3 separate regions of the Mus musculus genome follow, and all the other regions are linked to region 3. The links are chromatin loops, found by intact Hi-C in ENCODE. Cell type or tissue: heart. All regions are shown on one strand.

Region 1 (2,500 bases), 68 kb before region 3:
ATCAGAGAAGTGGGAGATGATCATGACACGTTCATAATAGGTTTTCAAAATTGAAGGAGACAACTTTGAACCCTGGATTTAGAAGTAAAAAAAAAAAGAGAGACACATCAAATATTATTATGTTGGAGGAAAACCAGCCATGCTTGGGTCCCAAGAGCAGACAGCCAAAAGGGAGCCATTAGTCCAAGAACAATGACCAGACCCCGTGAGTTGGAGATTCTCATAAGCACAACTTGCTCATAGCTTGTAATATGATTTAACATCAATTCTTATGGCTGCCTTTTTAATTTAATTTTTTAAAACCAGGCTTTGATTTAAAAACAACTGGGAGGCAACAAAACTCCCAGCCTATGGGCTGGGTGGGCCAGATGGTCTCTCTGAGTCCACATTCTGTTCAGAAACGACTGGACCAGTCGGGTGGGGTCACTTGGGATCAAAAGAGGTAAGAGAAGCAAGGAGATAAAAAGCAGCTTGACAGAAGGACAAGCAACAGGAAGTTCCTCATTTTGCCTGACTAAAGCAATTAAAACATTTTTTTTCCTGATTTTCTGAGATAGGGTCATGAAATCCGGGGTGACTTCAAACTTGATGTGCATCAGAGGATGACCTTGAACTAGTGGTCCCCCTGCCTCTACCTCTCCAGTGCTGAGATTGCAAACAAGCACCACTACAATCAGTCAGGCTATCACAATCCAGTGTTTGTAAGGTCAAGTTTTAAATTAATTTCAAAAGGTAAATGACCGACGTGTCCAGGACTTAAATCACAGGGACTGACACCAGTGGTTTGTCAGTTTCATACAACAGAAAGAACACCAAACCAAGAGCCAGAAGGCCCACCCATGTGACCTTGAGAAACCATCTATGCCTCTCAGGAGTCTCAACTTTCCTCACCTAGAAGTGGAGAGGTAGTAACCCAAACAAGATAAGACTATGTCAAAATGCTTTGTGAGTGTGGGCAAATGCAAAGCAAAACCCCAGTATGGCCTGGTCCTCTCTGGTGAGCTTAGGCAAGAGCTGCCAGATGTGAGCACCAGCCCTTGCAGTTTGTCTTACACTCAGATCTGGATGGAGTCATCACCTTCATACAAACAAAAGCGTTTGTGCACATGAGGTCCTGAGGCAGGAGGAGAGAATCTAGCCTCACCTGATGAGCAGAAGCTATTTATAACGTAACAGGGACAACCATAAGCACAGCAGCCCCAGAACACACCCAAGGAAAGAAACAACAGCATTTTAGAAAGGGAAATGAGATCCCTGATACAAGCAATCCACAAACAGCCAAGTCCTTCCCAGATACCCTAATTAAGCTGAGCTCTTGGAAATCTGAAGATCTCAGACTGAAAGCACACATCAATGGACCTAAAACCCCACAATAGGTGGCAGTCCTGCTGCTCTTCCAGGCCAAATACCCAGGCCAAGTCTGCTTTCCACACCAGGCCCCAGGGACTCTTGTGGCCTGGGCAATTCGATGAAGCCCGGTCCTGCTATTGTGATTCCCAACAATCAACCAGGAGAAGGACCTGAGTGGCCACATTCTAACCCTCATCACAGCCCTACTTTGCCCAGCCTTCATTCCCTTAATTTTTTTTTAAACCAGGCTTTGATTTAAAAACAACTGGGAGACACTACCGACCCTCATCTCAAATTGCCTCCTCCATCCACACCTCCCAGGGATGCATTTCCAGTAAAGCACCACCGTGGACCTGCTCACTGTCCACTCGTAGAGAGGAGGAATCGTCTTCCTCCAGGACGGACCAAAGACATACAAAGGCCATCTGCTATACTGATCAGGGCCTCTCAAACTTTGGTGGTGAACTCTGCACCCACGAGGGTGCAGTGGAGTGTTTCTTAAAATACACGCTCTGTCTCAAGATCCGCAGACTAGGTGAGGTCCAGGAACCCGCATTTGAAGGCAAGCAGTATCCTCAGGATTTGGATGCAGGCGGCCCCACTGGAGCCCCCTCTAAGTGGCGGCTTCCTTGCAAAGTTCTGTTGACTTGTCCTTTCCAGATCACCCCCTGACTTTCTCTCTGGGCTAGAGGCCTAGTCCAGCAGGCCCCTAGTCATGCCCGGGCCCGCATAAACACCACACCACTGGACCGCTTCACCCTGACCTCTGACCCGGCCCGGGCCGGCCCGCCCCCACAAGGCCCCGCCTTTACAGAAACCCCGCCCCCAGACACGCGCGAGCCCCCCCCCCTCACCGAGGCGCGTCTCGCGCGGGGGGTTCTCCATCAGCTTCTTCAGGACCAGAGGGAAGGAGCCCGACAGGCCCCGTTCTCCAGCTGCACGCCCCGGGCCCGGCCCCGCCTGAGGCTCCACAGGCGGCTTCTTCCCGCCGCCCGCGTCGGACATCGTGCCCTGCGCCCCACTCGTGCGCCTCGCCTCCCCCGCCCGCACCCCGAGACGGGCCGGAGCGGCTCGACCCGCCGCAGCTGCTGACACGGGCAGCACTGCGCAGACGCGCTACTGCACCCCCACCTCTCTCCATCCGCACCCC
Region 2 (2,500 bases), 58 kb before region 3:
AAAGCCTGCTGTCCTGCCTCCCCAGATCTAACAAAATTAAGCCCATTCCTGGCTCTAGAGGCTGAAAGGAATGCAGAGGCTGTCCTTTTGGCTCTTAAGTTTGGAGAGACTTGCAGGAAGAAGTCTGGTGGGGAGGTGCGGTTCGGGGGTGGGTTTGGGGCACCGTGATGATGAGATATATCAGATGCCAGAACAGAATGAGGCAGATGCCTGAAAGAGGCCCCAAAAGAGCACCCTGACCTCCTATCACTCCTGACAGCACAGACAGGTGGTCTCCTCTAAAAGCAATGTGGTGGGACTGGTGCACAGGGCTCTAGATAGCAAATCTTGTGCTTAGCATTCAAAAGGCCTGGGTTAGATCCCCAGTACAGCAGGAAAGTTTTGATAAAGGTAGTAAGAACTGGTTGAGCCAGAGAGATTTGGCGACATAAATATCAGGAGAGAGTACCCTCCATTAATTCCTCAACTCCCCATAGCACTTAACTTTTCCAGGAAAGACTTGTAAGGTATCTGGTACTGGCTCCCCAAGCCACCCCCTCCACACCCTCCGTCACCCACTCTGCTCTTCTGCTTGTCCCTAGCCCCAGGGTTGCCTGTGGTATCCTAGGAACGTGGGGCTTGTGGTCCTGTTACATAACCAGCTTCTATCCCATCCATGAGTTCAGCCCTCCAGCAGCGAGCAAATGGTGAGCAGAAATCCTCCTCTCCTCAAATCCACGGGCCCTGCCACTCCTCTGCTCACCCCCAACGTGCAGAGGGAGGGAGCTTAAGAAGCAATCAGCTTCCAGTTGGACTCCTTCAGGCACTGTAGTCCATCCTTGCCCCACGTGAGCACAGCACCTGTCAGTAGCTGCACGCTGGCCCTGGCACCAAAAGCCAGCAGGCACCGGGGCAGCCCAAGAGTTGGTGTGGCACCCACATACATCCTGGGGTCCTTCTCTGCATTGCAGCCCTTCCTGCCCATCTCGCTACTGTCCCTGTGCCTGCTTCCACCCCCTAGGCACCTTGCCAGTATAGACCACTTGTGTTCCTACCTGCCTTCTTCTCTGACCAAGGCAAAGAATGCTCCAGCAGGGACTTGAGGACCTCAGGCATGTCCATGGCAGGGGCCACTCCAATCTGGCTGCAGCTCGACATGGCCCAGCAGGAGGTGCTTGCTCCGGAGTTTAGAAGCAGCTGGAGAGGCAGGGGCTGCTGGAGAGCCACAGGCTAGGGAGGCAGGCGGGGTGTGAGCCTGAGGCAGCCAATGGGCAGCCCCAGCCCAGCCCGCCTGTCCACCCCCAGCTCGGCCACCTGCCAGCTACGGCAGCAGCCAGGCCTTCCCTTCTCGCTGCTTGGCAGGGCGGACCTGGCCTTGTGCCAGCTGCAGCACGTGGAGCCACAGCACCAATCCTCTGACAGAGAACCCGGCCTGTTATCTAACTTTGCAAAGGGAAGTTCTCCCCCAGTCTGGGAACCATAACCAGGGCTGCCAGATGAGAACGGTGAGAAGAGCTCCACGCCCACAGCAAGTGAGCACAGGCACATGCAGGGAACTGGGGGGGGGGGGGGGGGGCTGGAGGCCCAGGCTCAGTGGAGAGCAGGGCACATGGTGCAAATCAACCTGGGCTGGAATCAAGAGGGAGCCGGAAGAAAGGATGATAAGAGTAGACCAGCATCCCAGGCATCTGAGCCCAAAAGATGATGTAATAGCACCATGCATTCGGTTCATGTGGGAGCGTGTGAGTCCCAAGGGGTTGGGTATGTTTGAATGTATATGTGCCGTGTGCATGAGCCTCACAAGGTGTGTAAGCGTACATGTGGGGTGCATAGCTGGGGCGTCATACTATCTGTCCAACTTGAAGCCTGTTCTTCAAGTCTCTGGTCTCTCAGAAAGGGAAGAAGAGGAAAATAGGTCCCTAGGATGGTCGTTAAGGTGGGCACTACTGAAGCCGGGCGCGGTGGCACATGCCTTTAATCCCAGCACTTGGGAGGCAGAGGCAGGCAGATTTCTGAGTTCGAGGTCAGCCTAGTCTACAGAGTGAGTTCCAGGACAGCCAGGACTACACAGAGAAACCCTGTCTGGGAAAAAAAAAAAAAAGGTGGGCACTACTGAAAAAGGACAGCCCTGCCAACTTGATTCAGGCCTGGCCTAAGTGACAAACCTTGCTTTGCCCATCACTGAGGTTTAAGTGGCAGTGGCCACCTGCTATAAACTCTTCCTTTCCTTTTTCCCACAGGTGCACTGTGATTCCCCAGGACATTGACTGTGGATGGGTGAAGTCACACACTTGCATGTCCTCAGCCTTCCAAGAGTGGAGCCAGAGAGGTCAGACTTAGGCAGAGATGTCAGGCTGCAGAATCTAGAACAAGCCAGCAATTGATTCTGAGGCTCAACTTCAAAACTGAACACAGTAAGCTCCCTCAGGCCTCCTTCTGCAGCTCAGACACCCTGGGGCAAATGATAAGCTCTTGGTTTTCTGTCCTGTGCCTGATCTCACAGATCCATGGCTGTTTTCCC
Region 3 (2,500 bases):
CGGCCACCCTATTCTGTCAAGAATGAACTCTTTCTACACGTTCCCACTCCTGCGGTGTGGGGGGGAGGGAGGCTTTGTCTCTGCGAAGGACCCTCAACCCAGGAACTTTACAAACACCTGAACCTGAGGGTTTCTAAGATAGAAAGAAAAAGAGTTATGGATCGCAGAAGGGACCTTGTGTCCGCTGAGGGCAGTGGCGGCGGGGTCGACTCTGCTTCCCCAGGGCCCCCAGCCCTGCCAGGGCGCCCCTCAATCGCCACAATCCCAGTCCCCAGCAGTCCCCGTGAATCCCCTGCCTGGTTACTGCCCACCCAGGAGGCCTCTGAGCCCAGTGACGGATGCCACGACCGGAAATGCCCTCCTGCTCAGCAGACCCAGACCGCGCCCCCCTTTCCTGCCGCCCCCTCCCCCAGGGCTGGGCCCGCAGGCCCCGGATCCCCGGACTCGCGTGGCCGCGGTAACCGACTGGGGCGACCCATCAGCCGGCCATTGTCCCCGGCCCTCGCCGCGGCCCCTCTACCTCTAGGCACTGCGGATTCAAAGCGAATACAAAAGGAAAGGGGGACCCTAACTGCCAGCCTCGGACCACCTCCTTGCAGTGGGATCCGCAAAACATCCGCGCGCACACCCAAACCTCCAGACGCAAGGGAGATTGCCCCACACCACGGAAGAAAAATCCCAAGGCATCCCCTGGGGGCTGCAGTGCAGCCCCAATCTCCCAGGCGGCAGGTGCCCGGCCACACAATAACTTTGAAACTTTGGGGCAGGGGTACGGGAATCTGCAGACAGATTCCTCCCCCCAGAAAAACCCAGTTCGTGGTAATGGAGGTGCTATTGCTTTATTCTTGCAAAGCCGCCTTTCCAGGTGGCCTGGCCGGGGCTTCCCGCGCCTCCTCCGCGCGCGGCCCTGCCCGGCCCTGCCCGGGCGCCCCAGCCTCGCGCGCCCCAACCTTGCGCGCCGCCGGGGACGCGGTGGCCCGGCCTCTGCCCCGCGGGGCTCCGCCGCGCCAAAGCACTCACCTCGGCCGGGCTGCGCTCCCCGCGGGCCTGCGCCGAGCCCGATAAATGGTATGCTATGACTAGAGGTATGATTACGTTATTATTATTAGTAATAATAAGAGTAAATGCTATTTAATTACGGGCGGCCGCATCCTGCTCCCGGCGCCGCCGCCCGGGCAGCTCGGTCCATGTGGCTCCGGAGCGCTTTACTTTCATTTCCAGCCCCCTCGGCCGGCCGCTCGCGGCAGCACCCGCTGGAGGCTCCGTCTCCCTGCAGCTCTCCCTCCTCGGGTCCTAGAGAGCGCAGCTCCTCCTCGCTTTAGTCGCGCCCGGGGTGGGCGGCGCGGGCTGCGCACCTGGGGGGGAGGGGGGAGTCGGCAAGCCCCCCTTCCCAGTGGAGGGATGCCTGGAATTCACCTTGATTTTCTTTTAAAACTGCTCTTCCTTTTCTGGGATTTCCTTCTAGCAGTTCTGCATTTCTGGGCGGATGCTGGACCGACCTCTGTTTTGTTTTTCCACCCCTCAAACCGAGCGTAAAGCTACACTTGGCTTTCCAGGTGTTTTGATGAAGGAAGGCATCTCCAAGCATCTGGTCATGTTGTGCCCTTTCTTTGATAAGGACCTCGGTCAGGATCTCCTTTTTGGCTAGGGTTTCATGTATAGAAAGTTAAAAGCGGGTTGGGGGCGGGGGGGCGCAGGGGGAAATCAGTGACACTTGTTTAAGAAAGCCTGGCTGATTTTATTCAAGGTAGGGCTATCATGATGGGTTTAGGGACCATTGCAGTGGGGTTTTGCAGTGGTGCTGAGACACTGGGCTCAGCCCTGAATTCAGCATGAACCGGGAATTTATAGAGCAAGGAGCAAGGCAGGGTCAGCAGACAGAAAACTTGAGGTATAATGTGATTGCTGTTAGCTCCACCCAACAGGGTTCTTAAGTGTTTTTAAAGTCGGGTTTTTATTTTGTGTGTACCAGTGTTTTGGCTGTAGATATGCATGGGCATCATGTGTGTCCCTAGTGCCTTGCAAAGGTTAGAAGAGGGGATAGGAGTTCCTGAAACTAGAGTCACAGATGGTTGTGAGCACTGTGTGGGTGCTGGGAATGTAACATGGGTCCTCTGGAAGAGCAGCAGGTGCTCTTAATGGCTGAGCCATCTCTTCAAGATAGGTTAGGTACTGGAACATCACCTTGGGGTATAGTGGAAGAGGAGGATCCTGAGCGTATATTGGTGGTGTTCCCAGATGGAAGGTAGGGGAGTCTAGTTAAGCCATGCTTGCTAAAAATTGGACAATTGGGCCAGGCTTGGTGAAGCACACCTTCAACACCAGCACTTGGAAGGCAGAGGCAGGCCTGGTCTACCTAGCCAGAGCAGTCAGCTACATAGAGAGACACTATCTCAAAGAAAATAATGATAATAAATTTAATTAATTAACTTATTTATTTATTTATTTATTTATTTTCTGAGACAGGGTTTCTCTATGCAGCCCTGGGTGTCCTGGAACT

What was found. Peaks named below come from ENCODE experiments on the same cell type or tissue, not always from the same donor. Only the 100,000 strongest peaks of a DNase experiment are listed, where the experiment ranks them.
Region 1: it touches region 3 in a loop (4-fold over the local background); 11 of 42 quality-filtered maps call a loop at or near these places.
Region 2: it touches region 3 in a loop (3-fold over the local background); 12 of 42 quality-filtered maps call a loop at or near these places.

The regions. Positions count from the first base shown.
Region 1 is chr15:81,811,425-81,813,924 of GRCm38, reverse strand. Tef (thyrotroph embryonic factor) reads right to left here. Exons shown (of 4, transcript NM_017376.3): 1 at 2,205-2,500. The coding sequence starts at 2,355. Among named protein-coding and RNA genes, the nearest start is that of Tef, 1.3 kb to the right of the region's middle. In heart, a CTCF peak has its summit at 1,364; DNase peaks (open chromatin) are centred at 1,024 and 1,474; H3K4me3 peaks cover 1,417 bases; H3K27ac peaks cover 1,066 bases.
Region 2 is chr15:81,801,421-81,803,920 of GRCm38, reverse strand. Gm17597 (predicted gene, 17597) reads left to right here and starts at 1,308. Exons shown (of 2, transcript NR_155271.1): 1 at 1,308-1,511; 2 at 2,220-2,500. It also overlaps a transcript of Tef not described here. In heart, a CTCF peak has its summit at 1,149; a DNase peak (open chromatin) is centred at 1,380; H3K4me3 peaks cover 1,390 bases; H3K27ac peaks cover 1,447 bases.
Region 3 is chr15:81,743,867-81,746,366 of GRCm38, reverse strand. Zc3h7b (zinc finger CCCH type containing 7B) reads right to left here and starts at 1,269. Exons shown (of 23, transcript NM_001081016.2): 1 at 1,021-1,269. In heart, a CTCF peak has its summit at 1,256; DNase peaks (open chromatin) are centred at 396 and 1,256; H3K4me3 peaks cover 1,930 bases; H3K27ac peaks cover 1,955 bases.